2 separate regions of the Mus musculus genome follow, and region 2 is linked to region 1. A link is a loop called in an ENCODE intact Hi-C map of the cell type or tissue named here. Cell type or tissue: heart. All regions are shown on one strand.

What was found. Hi-C counts contacts between places; a loop is a spot of excess contacts. Peaks named below come from ENCODE experiments on the same cell type or tissue, not always from the same donor. Only the 100,000 strongest peaks of a DNase experiment are listed, where the experiment ranks them.
Region 2: a loop joins it to region 1, with 4 times the contacts of the local background. A loop is called at or near these places in 6 of 42 quality-filtered maps.

The regions. Positions count from the first base shown.
Region 1 is chr14:20,794,990-20,802,989 of GRCm38, forward strand. Gm30108 (predicted gene, 30108) reads left to right here. Exons shown (of 2, transcript NR_153779.1): 2 at 1,345-1,565. Among named protein-coding and RNA genes, the nearest start is that of Gm30108, 4.8 kb to the left of the region's middle. In heart, a CTCF peak has its summit at 3,992 (motif pointing left); DNase peaks (open chromatin) are centred at 3,472 and 3,942; H3K4me3 peaks cover 1,338 bases; H3K27ac peaks cover 1,102 bases.
Region 2 is chr14:20,700,426-20,708,425 of GRCm38, forward strand. It overlaps Chchd1 (coiled-coil-helix-coiled-coil-helix domain containing 1), which reads left to right and starts at 2,602. Exons shown (of 3, transcript NM_025366.3): 1 at 2,602-2,772; 2 at 2,865-2,983; 3 at 3,696-4,000. The coding sequence starts at 2,649. The coding sequence ends at 3,809. Zswim8 (zinc finger SWIM-type containing 8) reads left to right here and starts at 7,127. Exons shown (of 26, transcript NM_027996.3): 1 at 7,127-7,631. The coding sequence starts at 7,424. It overlaps Gm25328 (a small nuclear RNA gene), which reads left to right and starts at 1,098; the gene lies at 1,098-1,204. It overlaps 6230400D17Rik (RIKEN cDNA 6230400D17 gene), which reads right to left and starts at 2,674. Exons shown (of 1, transcript NR_029446.1): 1 at 1,587-2,674. In heart, a CTCF peak has its summit at 7,183; DNase peaks (open chromatin) are centred at 2,516 and 7,006; H3K4me3 peaks cover 4,187 bases; H3K27ac peaks cover 3,769 bases.

The sequences.
Region 1 (8,000 bases):
AAAAGGCTTTGTGCACTAGTGGCTAAAAGCAAAAGATGAAAACATGCTCGTTTTCTTGTGGGCATCCAGTACTTTTATTTATGACACTTTATCACATTTTGTAATGATGTATTTGCAAGTATGAGTGCTAGCACACAGTATTGAGAACTCTTGGATCATACTACCTAGCTCTCGGATGTCTGGAAAATCATTGACCTCAGGCATTCTGCAGTTCATGAAATCTGTCTGGGCCTTATTTGAGAACTGGAAATAATAGTGCAGTATACTTCATAGGGCTGTGAGCATTTACTGGGTTAAATCATGTATAATATTAGAGTAACCCTCAGTACCTTATTCAAACAGTGTTTGCAGCTATTGTGTAGTATTTTTCTTCCCACTAAACTGTGCACTCCAAAGGAACCCCTGGGTACTTCGCTCCAGGCTCAGTGTTCATAGAACGGCTCTGTCTCCAATATTACAACTTTATGGGACAGAGTCAAGTAAAAGCCACTCTGGAGGAGCAATGTGCAGGGCAATTTCCCGATGCCCCCCCCCCCCCCCCCCGCGCAGCTGTACCCCAAGTCAGAGGCCATTCCCCACTGGGCAGAAGGGAGCTCAGCCAACTGCTGCCTCTCAGTCTTGATTACAGCAGGGTGCCCACTGGGAATCCAGCCTCCTCTGTCAGCAGGCCAGTGCTGCCAGGGGAGGCAACTGAGAGGTACTCTGGCCTCCCAAGCTTCAGTGGGGTGGGAAGAGCACAAAGGGAGGACTTACCCCACAGCCCAGGGAGCAAAGTGTGTGTGGGGGGGTGGGGGTTGGAGATTAGGGGGAAGTGGGGGAAGAAAGCCCTGACTGATTACCTGAGAGGAGAGAACCAAGGAAAGAGCTGAGGTGACAGGGGCACTGTGTACTCCACCCTTCCACATGGCAACAGGAAGTTAAGTGGAGGGGACAAGGCCACTTCCTACCTCAAAGCAGCAGGTCCCAAGTCTCAGCCCGGTTGGGTAAGGAGGTTGTAAAATCAGGGATGCCAGTAAGTCTTCATTTTCTCTCATCCATCCTTGCTGCAGAAGCGGCTGCTAGTTGCGCTCCAGAAATGGAGGCAGCAGCCAGCGTGTCATTTTTTCACCAGTGTGCCCTTCCTGAGGGCTGGAGGCAGCTTGGGTCCTGACCTCCAGACGCTGATACTTGAACCTCACATATTCATTAACAGAAGATGGAGTGAGGAGTGGGGAGAGGTCACAAGCATAGACTAGGGGTAAAATGGGGTCTCTTAGGGATACCCTAGGGGGAAAGGTCAAAGCAGGGTTACAACCTGACTGGCCCAACGTGCCTGCTGTGACCCGTTTGTCATCCCGCCTACAGGATCTACACTGGATGCTTCAGGATAACCATCTAAAGCATCGCGTGTCTCTGGGTGAAATGGAAAATGACGTAGGAAAATATTGGGTGAAATCTTGGAAATGACTCATACTACCATGTAAATGGAGCCACCCATTTTTCAACAACTGTTCATCAACTACCTCCTATCTGCTCGTCACTGCCTTTTAGCGGAATGTCCTAATAAAGTGGAGATTTATAATTTATACAATTAGAAGCCTCCATTTTTCTTTTACAGCTCTACCTTGCTCCTGTCTTCCCTCCTTCACACTTTCTCTTGATAGCACAGACCTCTGCCTGCCTAGTGTCCACTCTGGCAGCGTGGAGCCTAGAGACACTTCTGTGTGCTCACACAAACATCCTCACACACACACCCTTCTTAATCCCCATTGCCGTAGCACCCACACAACCTCCAGCTACCTCACAGCAATTAGAGGGACGACACTCACAAATAATAACGAGCTCGCTAGCTCCCTGCGCATCAGTATCTATGGCAACCTCATGGGGTCCACAGACTATGCTGTTCTGGTTGTAACCAGTCCCCTGGGCAGCACTAGCACTCAGGCAGTGCTCAGAGCTCCCGGAACAGTAAACAACACAGGAAATTGATGCCTTGATAATCACCAGAGGTACCCCACTGGGTGGTACCCCTCCCTTGTCCTGATCTTTCGTCTTGAAGCCACTGAAAATTACATATTGCCCCCCTGAATGACATATACTTCCCTCCCTAATTTCGGAATGTGATTTTAGAGCACGTGAGAATACTTACTCTTCCAATCTAAGAAAAACAGAGCAGTTGGAAGTGAGGTCTTTAATTGAAAGGGGAGGCAGGTGCGCTGTCATGCACCTGTAATCACAAGATGGTGACTAGTTTGAGAACAGCCTGGTCTATCTAGTGAGTTCTATGCCAGCCAGGGCCATACAGTGAGACATCATCTCAGAAAAGCCAAATAAATAAATGAATGTAAATGCAAGGGAGATGATGCCATTAAAATCAAAGCATAGTTGCTCACATGTTGGGAGATGTTGTAAATCAATGCTAGGAGAATGAAGTCGGCCGTGTGTTCCTAGGATGCAAGGAGCTCAGTCCATAGGACTCTAAATGCTAAGGATTGCACAGCCATGTTCCAGCTGTATACACATATATGTGCATATGTATGTAAATATAAAGTGTGTATCACCACCACCATCATCATCACCATTAGTATTTGGGTTTTCGAGACAGGATTCCTCTCTGTAGTCCTGTCTGTCCTGGAACTCATTCTATAGAACAGGCTGGCCTCAGACTCAGAGATCTGCCTGCCTCTACGTCCTAAGTGCTGGGATTACTACTACTACTACTACTATTATTATTATTATTATTTAATGTGTATGGGTTTTTGCCTACATGTCTGTGTACTAGATGCGTGCCTAGTATCCTTTGAGGCCAGAAGAGGGAGTCAGAGCCTCTGGAACTGGATAGTTATGAGCCACCATATTGGTGCTGGGAATTAAACCTAGTCCTCTGGAAGAGCAGCAGTCAGTGCTCTTTAACAATTGAGCTGTCTCTTCAGTCCTTGTGTGTAACTCTTGGTCAAAAGGAAGTTTAAAATCTGCTGGACCAGTAGCTTCTCTGAGCCCTTCCAACTTTGTAAGAGTCTAGTACCAGTTTCACAAGAGGCGATAAGATCATGCGTGAGCCCTCTTCAAGGAACTCTGAAAGAATTAAGCGATGGTGGAGCATTTGAAAACTATGAACATGATGTGATAATTCGGATAGGAAAGCCTAAGTAAAAATGAAAGCCGTTAAGACAACCCCCAACTCCGGAGTAAGAGGTGTCCTTGTTCTGGAGGCCACATTGGGAGAGTGGGCTCAGCACTCAGTGCGCATGCTCCCAGACAAGTCACGGGGTGAGATGAGAGTATTACCCCCATCCCTCCACTGACAGCTAGAAAGGGGCTAGGAAACGCAAATGAAACCGACCGCAGAACCCCTTTAAGGGGGAGCCAATATATTTGACGTAAGGGATTGAGTTCCAGAAGATTTGAGTAAAGGGGACTGAGATTTTTTTGGGTGAGAGGCTGAGGTTGTTTGAGGTGGGAGCCGCAGTATGGATGTGAGGAACTGAGGTGTGGGGTAGAGTCTGAGGCACCAGATTGAAAAGCTGAGCTCAGCAGTTTGGTGAGTTGTAAGAACATGTAACGTGTGCAGCCAAGATTTCTGGGTTGCAGAGTCACCCAATGGGAGAGTACTGAGTGTGTGCAAAGCTCTGAGTTCATCCCCAAGGAGAAATAAGAACAAATTCCCTTCCATTGTCTAAACAAGAGGATCAGAGGGCAGTGTAGACTTGCTCTTCTGCTCTCCCGGGTCCTCTGATTCTTGTCCCTTCTGCCGTCCCCTTTTAGACTAGGTGTTCACTGAAGGCAGGAAGTATCTAATTTTTTCCATTAAACGCTCAGCGCCTGGCACTCATTAAATATTTGTGAAATGAATAAAGGATGGGGGTGGGGTGTGGATAAGATACTTGGAGAGGAAGATGAAGCACAGCGGAGAGGTAATAGCGCCTCCTTAGAGGCTAACGAAAGATGCTGAGCCACCAACCACCGCCTGCACTAGCTCTGCTGGACAGGAAGAATGGCATGTGCCGCCCCCTGGTGGCTGGATGTGAGTCACACTAGAGCTTTCAGGGAGATGATGTTACAAGGGACATTCACTATGCATTCTGCATATGCTATATAATTTATGCACTCCCCTGTGAGTACAGAAGCTACCTACTTCATCTTACAGAAGGGGAAGCCTGTAAAAGTAAAATAGGTTGCCCAAAGGCAACAGCTCCTGGAGAAACAGTCAAGATAAAGGCCAACTGAAAGCCAGTCAACAGGAAGAGTGTGTGAAAAACAAAACGTCACGCAGTGGTGGCACACACTTTCAACCCCAGCATTTGGGAGGCAGAGGCAGGCAGATCTCTGTGTTTCAGGACAGCCTGGTCTACAGAGTTAGAACTAGCTCCAGGACAGCCAGGGCTACACAATGAAAGGCCATAGGGATGATTTCATGGGATGTAAATTGAAACCTTAAAGTCAATGTGACCTTAGCTTCAAAGGCACTGTGTCCAGACTTTACTCAGAGGTCAAATCTATCCACCCACCCACACATCCACACATTCATTCATCCATCCATCCATCATCCACCCACCCACCCATCCACACATCTATCCATCCATCCATCCATCTACACATCCATCCATCCATCCATTCACATCCATCCATCCATTCACATCCATCCATTCATCCATCCACACATCCATCCATCCACCCACACATCCACACATTCATCTATCCATCCATTCATCCATCCATCCATCTATCTATCCATCCATCCATCCATCCATTCACACATCCATCCATCCATCCATTTGACTGAACACTTTGCTCTGCTCTTCTCACTTGGAACATAGGAAGGAAGAATCCAGCAAAATCCCTGCCTTTGTGGAGTTTACATTTCTATAGGAAGGCAATGAACCAAGAAAAGTAATTTCAGACTCACTTCTACTGCTGAGAAAGTAAAATGAACTTATGGCGTTTGGTTCAGGTACCCACATGGTATCTCACAACTGCCTTTAACTCTAGTTCCAAGGAGTTCAGTGTGCTCTGGCCTCCGAGGGCACTGCAAGCACACATTGCACATCACACACACACACACACACACACACACACACAAATAAAAACTATTATTAAAAACTGTCAGTATGGGCTGGAGAGCTAGCTCAGCAGTTAAGAGCACTGGCTGCTCTTTCAGAGGTCCTGAGTTCAATTCCCAGCAACCACATGGTGGCTCACAACTGTCTGTAATGGGATCTGATGCCCCTTCCTGGTGTGTCTGAAGATAGCAACAAATAAGTAATTCTTTTAAAAAAAACCCAAAAAAACTGTCAGTATACTTGAGGGGTAGAAAGGAGACTCTGGTGTAGAGTGGCAAGAGAGAGAGAGAGGTGGGAAAGCACCTACAGGCCCTAGTTAAACTGCACTGCCCTTTTACAACCAACCTCGAGTTCCTTCAGGGTCTAACACTCTGAAGCTCCCAGGGAGCCCACAAGGAAGACTGCTTCCACTCTCACCCACCATGATGAAACCTGCAACTCCAGCACAAGGTGAGAAGATTCCTCCACCAAGGACAGACATAAGTCTCTGCCCGAAGCTGGACATTCTGCTGTTACTTGGTCAACACAAAGGAGAGTGAGTGTTAGATATAGGTACAGGCTAACACTGCAGTGCTTCAGAGTCTCTGAGGGCAATACTCCCGGAGAATGGATGGACAGTGTCCCCTCAAGTCCACTGATAGTTGTCTCCCTGCTTTTGTAAAGCTTTAATCCTAACTGACATAGAAGACAGAAAGGTGGCTCAGAAATAGACTCTCCAAGAAGATGTACTTACCAGAAGCAAGAAGAAAATAACAAATTGGGTATAAGAAAATAGTTGTCACAGCAACCTCTGGGGCTTTGAAAAAATGCCTGTCTTTAGATGGTTCTACCTACACCACGTCCTATGCTTGTCCTTCAGTTCTCTCTTCCAGCACCGCTTTCTCTGAGTAGCAACCAGGGCTCTGACCCTTTGATGGGATCACATTTCTGTAGTGACACCCCCCAAAGCACCAACCATCACTGCTTCAAAGCACTTGTCCCAAGTACAACTTTACAATTGCTTCTATGCCTCTAGGACTCAGGAGGTCAGTATCTGTTTCTGTTTAACTCTAGTACCTGGGGTGTAGCAAGAACTCAATAAATGCCTAGACTATATATAAAAGCTGAGCACTTTGGGGCTTTTAATAGCAAGTAATTTGGATAAACAGAAACACTCGAAGTAGGAAGAAATGGAAGGAGAAGTATGTTAGTTGTTAGAGCCGAAGTAGAGGGAATATTGCCAGTAGAAAGGACAGTGTAGATCGGGTGCTGAAATAAACACCAAGGACTTGAAAATGCTTGGGAAACTGGGTAGTCAGGCTGAACTCAGATCCCCTGTGTATAACTCTACTTAGGTTTTTGTTTTGTTTTGCTTTTGAGTTAGGTCTCACTAAGTTGCCCTGGCTAGCCTTAAACACACTCAGTAGCCCAGGGAATTCTTGAACTAGAGAGCCTTCTGCTGTAGCCTCTTGAGTAGTTAGGACCATAGTCTTGTACTACCAGACCTTAGCTATCATCATCATGGATTGATTAATTTGGATTTAGAGCTTGTTGAATTTGAACGGATACAGGACATTCAAGTGTAAATGTCTGATGGGCACTATGGTAACTCAGGCCTGGGACCTTGGTGCCTCAGGACCTTCCTTAGAGTCCAGAAACTTGGACCCTGCCTTTCTCCCTTGCCTATGAGCCCACAATAGCCAGATAACCCTACTTTAATTCTCATATTTTTATTCATCTCCTTATCATCTATTTTAGTCTCTTATATGTAGTTTTTTCTTTATGGGGCTGGAGAGATGGCTCCGTGGTGGAGAGCACTGGTTGCTCTTCCAGGGGACCTGGGTTTAATTCACAGCATCCTTGTGTTGGCTCTCAGCTGTATGTAACTGAAGATCCAAGGGATCCAGCAGCCTCTTCAGGCATCAGGCACACACACACACACACACACACACACACACACGCACGCACATGCACGCGCATACGCAAACATGGTACACAACTATGCATGCAGGTAAAACACCCATACACATAAAATAACTAATTAATAATAATATATATTAATAATTTATATTAATAATATAAATTAACTAATTAATAAAGTTTCTTTGTGTGTGTGTGTGTGTGTGTGTGTGTGTGTGTGTGTGTGGGTGTTTCGAGACAGGGTTTCTCTGTGTAGCCCTGGCTGTCCTGGAACTCACTCTGTAGACCAGGCTGACCTCGAACTCAGAAATCTGCCTGCCTCTGCCTCCCAAGTGCTGGGATTAAAGGTGTGTGCCAACATGCCTGGCTAATAAAGTTTCTTAATTTAAAATGTTGCTATATGTTTTTAATTCCCTTCCTTTCTCTTCCTTTTCTTTTCTTTCTTTTCCTTTTTTTATTTTTATTTATTTATTTTTTGTTTGTTTATTTTTCTGTTCGTCTGAGACAGGATTTCACTTCAGACTGGACTTGGCTTTGAGGCAGTTCTCTTGTTTAAGCCCTTTAGAGTTAGGATTACAGATGTGAGCCATCATACCCCATCAATTATATTTTCAAGGAAGTATTTGAAATTGTATGTATTGTTAGTATGTGGAGGGCATGTGTGTGCCCATGGTGTGTCCCTGGGGGTCACAAGACAACGTCTGTGGGGTTGCTTCTCTGCTTCACCTTTCACATGGGTCCAGGGACTGAACTCAGATCCTTAGAGTCAAACAGCAAGCACTTTACCCACTGAGCCATCTCGCTGACCCACAGTGGCGGCTTCTTATTTGTTTTTTTGTTTTTTTTTTTTTTTGGACAGTTTTCAATATGGAGTTGTTTTCTGTGTGTATATATTTACTTATTTCTCAAATATTACCCTAGTCTTTATAGCAACTTGAGAAATTGAATTTTATCATCCCCATTTTGAGGGGACCGAAGCAGGAGGGTGTTTGAGACTGGCCTTGGCTACAGAGCAATCACAGGACTGAATCCAGCCTGTGCTACAGAGGTCCTGTCTTGAAA
Region 2 (8,000 bases), 95 kb before region 1:
CTGATTTCTACAGCAAAGTAAGTATTATACAAGTACAAGCCTAAATCAGAACTCAGGTGTGCTGTGCACCAGGAAGGGTAAGTGACGCTTATGCAGGTGCAGGGTCCTGGCCATTCCACCACCTCACTGGAACACTCACCTCTCTAGGACCTTTATGCAAAGTGAGCGTGCTGGTCACGAATGGTTGTTGCTGGAGAGTGAGGCCTGCTTTTTGCTCAGTGCTTGCCAGACTCCTTTATCCCTCTCATTATATAAATAATCATAAAAGGCCAGGGCAAATCAGGTGCTCCATTTCCACAAGGGAAAGAACTATGAATAACCACACAGTACTATACCAGTGAAAAAGCTTTACTGTCATATAAAAACAGCAACAAGAAGTTTTTCAGGTTTGCGGCTCAGCTACAAGGCATACAGCACCATCACTTGCTGCAGGTTATGGGTACTCATGGTACCCATGGGTACTCGTGGTAGAGGTTTGTAATAGTCTTTTATTTACTACCAGAGTATGGCTAGAACACAAGTGTTACTGTGTTTATTTTATCATCTCAGGTTTCATTTTATATAATAAACTGATTTTTCCAGTGTCTTCTACATGGTTTCTTTATTACATTTGTTTATTATGTGTATGTGTGTAGTAGCTTGTACTACCCTGTACTTGTATATATCATAAGAGTCAGTTTTCTTTCTGCCATGTGGTCTCAAGGACTAAACTCAACAGACTTAGTGGCAGCACCTCTATTCACCAAGTGAGCCATTTTGCTGGCCTGTATTTGCTTATTTTGGGGGATTGAGGTGATAAAATTGGAGACTTGTAAAAAATAATGGTAAACACTTTTCCTTTCTCATTTCATTATTTTATTTATTTTTTGTTTGTTTCATTAAGGCAGGGTCATGTTATATGGCCCTGGCTTGCCAAGTACTCATTATATGTAACTTAGGCTGGTTTCAAACTCTTTAATCTGTCTCCTGCCTCAATTTCCCAAGTGCTTGGATTGTAGGCATATGCCACGCCTGGCATAGCTATTTTTAGCATGAACAAGATACACAAAGGCTCGTCTCATTTTAAACATTTAAGAGATATTTAAAAATATTTTTCCGTGCTCGCTTTGGCAGCCTATATACTAAAACGGGGACGATACAGAGAAGATTAGCATGGCCCTTGCACAAGGATGACACGCAAATTCGTGAAGTGTTCCATAGTTTTGTAAAGTGGATAAAAAAGATTTGTTAGCAAATGCAAATTAAAGTTTGGGAAAGAAAAGAAATTTACCCATGTGTGCGTTCGAGGTGTTGGTAGAAGTAATTATGAGCCCTGCAACGTGGATGCTGGAAACCAAACAGTCCTCTGGAAGAGCTAAAAACACTCTTTAAGCACGGAGCTACCTCTCCAGACCCTGAGCTAGCTAAGATTTCAAAGTAGATGTTGGGGTACATAAGGTCACAAACAATATAAATGTGTGTGACAATAAAAAAGGTGCCTTGATGGCTGCCGGTAGGGTGTGGTAAGAGAGGGAAAACCCCTCTGATGTGAACCCAGTGTTAATCTTGGGATTCGCCAGAAAAACGAAGTCCACCATTTTGGGCTAAATTTAAAGCAAGCTTTATTAGATACTAAATACTGACCAAAAGATGGACTTTTTGGTCAGGCCCATTCCTGGAATTTCCCTCCTGAATTAGCTATGTGACTCCGGAAGAAAGGCATCCACGTAGGCTATCAAGGGAGAATTCCAAACATCTGAGGTAAAAAATGTCAGCAAATATACCTTGCTCTAAAGTAGACATCATATAAACTACAGGACTGCTGGATTCCGCTTCCATTAGCAGAAATGTCTTGAATTCATTTGCAAATACCAAAGAATCTATATATAGCACATCTTTTGATTCGGTTTTGTAAACAGTTAAGTCAAACACTCAAGTCCAACAAATCACAACTGGAGGTCTATAAAAAGAAGTGATATAGTTGCTCTAATATTAAATGTTGTGTATGTCACACGTAAATGTTACAACGTTCACCCTACTGTGCGATCATTCCAAACGAGTAAACAGTATCTACCTAGCAGTCCATGTAAGAGTTGTAAAAAGCAACCATTTTATTATTTTGGTTTTTCTGCTACAGAGTTTCTCTGTGTAGCCCTGGCAGTCCTGGAGACCAGGCTGGCCTCAAACTCAGATCCGCCTGCCTCCCCGCCTCCCCGCCTCCCCACCTCCCCAGTGCCGGGATTTAAAGGCGAGCGTCACCACCGCCTGGCAAAAGGAATCATCATTCTCACAGACTTGTTAAAACAAAAGTCCTTTGCAATCCAAAATCCTTAACTCCAGCCCCACGGGATCCAACGCCTTCCCCTGGCCGCCACGGACGCGGCACTCACGTGGTGCCCACACGCAGACACCGACTCACAAATAAGTGGCAGCCGCGGACACGGGGCCCCTGAATCCTGCCGGGTCCCGAGCACGCAAAGGGCGCGCACAACCTATAGCATCCTAACCTGCTGTCGGCTGCCGGCCCGACGGGGTTCGAATCCAGTGTCACCGTGAGGCCAAGACCCGGAAAGTGCGCGCACAGCTGCCCGTTGTCCGCACGCCAAGCGCGTAGAGGTCAAGAGGGGTCACGCACGGCGCCGCGGAGCCTACTGGGAACGCTGTGCAAAATGGCGACGCCCAGTCTACGCGGCCGCCTGGCGCGGTTTGCGAACCCGGGAAAACCTATACTGAAACCCAACAAGCCTCTTATCTTAGCTAACCGCGTCGGGAACCGACGTAGAGAAAAGGGAGGTGAGCACTTGGAGCGGGGGCGGCTAGGTAATCTCGGGGGAGAGGTGTTAGGTCGCCCTGTGGCTGAAGGTCTCCCAGTTCTTCCCCTCCAGAGGCAACCTGTATCACGGAGATGTCGATGATGATGGCTTGCTGGAAGCAGAATGAATTCCGCGACGAGGCGTGCAGGAAAGAGATCCAGGACTTCTTCGATTGTTCTTCCAGGGCTCAGGTGATGTCTGGCTCCTAGCGTGCCTTCTTGGGAAAAGAAAGGGGAATACAAAGAAATGGTTCAAGCCGGGCGTGGTGGCGCACGCCTTTAATCCCAGCACTTGGGAGGCAGAGGCAGGTGGATTTCTGAGTTCGAGGCCAGCCTGGTCTACAAAGTGAGTGCCAGGACAGCCAGGGCTACACAGAGAAACCCTGTCTCGAAAAACCAAAAAAAAAAAACCAAACGCAAAGAAATGGTTCACACCGCCCTGTGTTAAATTATGTACAGAGTCTCCCATTCATCTGTGACTGGCTCACCCTCACCAAAGTGAGAAAAAGCTAAGTTTTGTCATAGGTTGATCTTCACTAATTTGCTAGCCAGAATAGTAGTTTGAGATGATAACAATCATTTGTACATCCCCAATCCCTTTAAATCCCCTTTTTGTTCCTTTGGGTTTTTTGTTTGTTTGTTTGGGGTGTGTGTGTGTGTGTGTGTGTGTGTATGTGTGTAAGTGCTTGCGTGCTTGAAAATGCAGGGACACATCTGTGGGCACCAGTGCTGTGTGGTGGCCTGAGGTAAACGTCTGGAATTTTCCTCCATTCCTCTTCCACTTTATTCCTTGAGGCAGGGTCTCTTGGGGTTTGGAATATTATAAAAATTATGGGTCTAGGTCAGAATAAGCTAAAGAACTGTGACTTTGTTTTTTGTTTTCTGTTTTCTGTTGTGTTTTCAGGAAGCCAGGAAGATGAGATCAATCCAGGAGTCTCTGGGACAGTCCGAGAGTTTATCTCCCCACAAGATGACCAAGTTGTTACAGAGATTTCCCAACAAATCTCATCTCATCTGAAAATGGAGAAATATTTTCAATGAACTCTCATTTCCAAAAGCTATACAGAGAGGCACGTTTGGGAGGTTTGCGGTTTGCATTTGCATTGCTACGAGTTTTTGAAGGGTAAAATGAGGCAAAATACTTAATTTTGCTCTTTTGAATGAATCGTATTCTGGATGCTGTCTTGAAATAAAATCCTCTAAAAAGAAGTTGGCCATTTCTTCTAATTAGCTGCTTCTCCTCACACCTCCAGCCCCATCCTGAAGAGGAATATCTCTGCCTTTCCCTTCACTGGGCAAGCACCCAACCTCTGAGCCAACCTGAGCACGTCCTTTCTTGGGCTCTATAATCTCCCCAAACCCTGGAAGTTCTTTATTCCTGGGATGCTCTTCATTTCCTTTCTTTTGTTTTGTTTTTGTTTTTTTTTTGTTTTTTTTCTTTTTCTTTTTTGAAAGAGAGTTTCTCTGTGTATTCCTGGCTGTCCTGTAACTCACTCTGTAGACCAGGCCAGTCGCAAACTCCGAGATCGCCTGCCTCTTTCTCCCAAGTGCTGGGATTAAAGGCATGCGCCACCACTGCCCAGTCCAAATATGCTTTTGATGAGCAAGTCTGAATGTCTTTTGTTGCCTTTCAAGTCCTTTACATCATTTAGTCCTTTGGCTTTTAGATACATAAGTAGCAATGAAGTCTGTGTATGCAGAGCCTTTTTGCCATCAGCTGTATTCAGTGAGGGCATACTTCACAAATAGTCTGTCCAAAGTGCTTACTGAAGCAAGTGCATATACTGATACCCAGAGATTCTGTAGATACATATTATTTTATTTGTACAGTTAATATACTTAGGGGCTGGAGAGCTGACTCCATTTAAGGGTACTTGCTACTTTTGTAGAGGACTGACATTGGGTTCCACAGTGACCATCCTAGCTGCCTCACAGCTTCTTGCAACTAGTACCAGGGAGCCTGATAGCAGTGCAATTAGAGACAGATATATACGATAAAAAAAAAATTGTTGGATATGGTGGGTTCTGTTTGTATAGGTGCCCAGGGAGTGGATATGTGGATATATGGATATGTGGCCTTGTTGGATTAGGTGTGTCACTGTCAGAGTGGGCTTAAGACTCTCATCCTAGCTGCCTGGAAGTCAGTCTTCCATTAGTAGCCTTCAGATGAAGATGTAGAATCCTCAGCTCCTCCTGCACCATGCCTGCCTGGATGCTGCCAGTTCCTGCCTTGATAATGGACTGGACCTGTGAACCAGTAAGCCTGCTCCAGTTAAATCTTGTCCTTGTAAGAGTTGCCTTGGTCACGGTGTCTGTTCACAGCAGAAAACCCTAACTAAGACACTGGTACATGCCTTTTCCCCCCAACGCTTAGAAGGCAGGCAGGCAGGCAGACAGGCAGATCTCTGAGCAATGCCATAAAGAGACCCTCAACAAAACAAAACAAAAATCATTTTTAAAAAAGAGTTGCTTTAAAAAAAAAAAGCAAACAGCCTGGTTGTTGTGGGCTCACACCTTTAATCCAGCACAGAGGCTGGCAAGTCTCCGGGTTATAGCCAGCCTGGTCTAAAAAGCGTTCAAGGACAGCAAGGACTACACAGTGAAAACATGTCACAGTGAAACGCCCCCCCCCCCAAAGAAAATTAAAAGTAAAAATTACCAATGATTTAAATACTCTGCCCAGTCTTGCTTAATGTAAAAGTAAGCAGTACTATTTATAAATTTGGTCATTAACTTTTACCTAAGAAATGTGAAGGTAATTTTTTTTCCTGTCCCCTCTGGCAACTATTTCCTTTTTCTATTAAATAATCAGGTAGAGTAGATTATCATGTCTCAATATTTCAGTGACTTTCCACTTAATTCTCCCAAGTGGTATGACTAAGATTTGGTGGGCAATTCACTGTAAATTACTGTTGTTGTTTTTTTTTTCTTACATTCTCCGGTTTGCTGATAGTATTTACTGTCCTCTGGTAGTAGGAATAATTGTGTGAGATTTTATATATGTTCTGCCCCTCCAGGCACAACCAAATTAGCCTTTTCTTAATAGCCGATAGAATTTTTTTTTTTTTTTCAAGACAGGGTTTCTCTGTTTAAAATTTAGCTCTGGCTATCCTGGAACTCACTCTGTAGACCAGGCTGGCCTCGAACTCAGAAATCTGCCTGCCTCTGCCTCCCAAGTGCTGGGATTAAAGGCATGCACCACCGCTGCCCAGCAGTAGCTTATAGTATTAATGTGGTATAGAAATGAGAGTTCTCCATGGTCTAGGTGTGATAATTACTGCAGTGAAGAGGGGTCTTTCCTCATCTCTCAATAGCTAGATTTCCCTATAGTCGTGTATTCCACTATAATTGCCTGGTTCTGCAAGCTGGGTCTTTTAGTTACATGAAGAAGTTCAGTGTTTTGGATACTTTAGACTAAGGAGGGTCAGTAGATTCCCATTAGCCTAATAAGTCTGTCAACTGGGATGAGGAGAAATATATCTAGCCATAGCTGAAATTTAGCATTTCAGTCAGGGTTAAACGATACAATCGACAGTAGCATTAGTGTCCATATAAAATAATCAAGGGTGGTGGCATAGAACCCAGGGCCTTGTAAATGCTAGGCAAACATTATCAATTAAATACCCTGCAGAGGCTGAAGAGGTGGCTCAGTCAACAAAGGCTGGGTTCACAACCAAAAATGTAAGAGTTAAATACCCTGCCAATCTTGGCTTTTAATGTATAAATAAACAGTACTACGTAACACGTTTGTTTTATATGTCTCAATAATTGTATTTAAACCCAATTAATGTGTAATTCATAAACAATCAGGCAAGGTGAAAGGCATCCACGGACTTCACTATACTGATAAAAGGTCTTCATCGCGTGCGCACACGCACACTCGCAGATTAAAAATCCCCAGATTCAAAAGCAGTACGGAGGAAAAGGACATCCATCCATTTCCTGAAATCAAATGCTTTCTTTCCTGGCGCTCCCCTTTAGAAAGCTAAAGTGGCTGGATTATAGGCTTTGGACTGCAACTCCCAGAAGGCAATGCGGCCTAGGCCTAGCCCCGAAGCGTGACAATAACCTATCCAATGGTCACTGCACGGTCCCCTGACAGCCAGCGATTCTCGATGTGAACGGTGTCCACTTCTTTGGGGACACTATGGGTACCAAGTAATTGCTGGAATCTGTGACCCGTTCCTATTCCTTTGGGAGCTGTGTGTGAGAGTGGGCTCGAGAAAACTGCAGGCAGTGCACACACATGTCCCCTACACCCGCCCGTACGCGGTCCAGTCCTCGAGCACGCGAGGGCGGAAGTAGTGATGGCCGGCGCGGCCGGAAGTTCGGATCAGCTGATGGGGGAGGCGGCGCCGCAGCCGCCTAGAGGCCCTGGCCGCCCAGCGCTTCGTCCCGGCCTCGAGTCTCGCAGGCTGGCCACAATCCCCGCTCGCACCTCGCTGTTGGGTGAGGCCCGGCCCGGTGTCCCTCCCAGGCCCGAGATCCTTGCCCGGCACGGCCGCCCTGAGCGCCCCGGCCACCCCCAGCCCCGGCTCGCCCCTCAGGCCCCGGGCCTCCCCTCAGTCCCCGGCCGGCGGCCCAGGCCCCGGATCCGCGGGGGGAGACCCGGCCCCGGGGGGTGCGGGCCCCATGGAGCTGATGTTCGCGGAGTGGGAGGACGGCGAGCGCTTCTCGTTTGAGGATTCCGACCGCTTTGAGGAGGATTCACTCTGTTCGTTCATTTCCGAGGCCGAGAGCCTTTGCCAGAACTGGCGAGGATGGCGCAAACAGTCAGCGGGGCCCAATTCCCCCACTGGAGGCGGTGGCGGAGGTGGCAGTGGCGGTACCAGAACGCGAGGTGAGGATGAGCGGGGAAGACTGCGAGGGGGAGGGGAGCAAGCTGGTCCCGCTTGGGCCTTGCTTGGGAGCTGTCCGGACCGGGAGCTGTCCCAAGCTTAGAGCAGACTTCAGGACTCGCTTCCCTGGCCTTCCAGGGACGGGGTGGCATCTTAACAGCAGAGCCGGGGCGTGGGGGGTAGAAAGATATAGAGGGGAGAAAGGAGAGGAAAGGAGAGAGAGAGAGAAGGAGAGAGAGAGAGAAGGAGAGAGAGACAGAGAGAGAGAAGGAAGAATGAATACACTCACTGGCGCGCGTTCACATAAGCTTGTGTTGTGGCAAAGAACATCCTGGCTTGGCCAGAAAGATCTTTTGTTATTCCGTTACGCC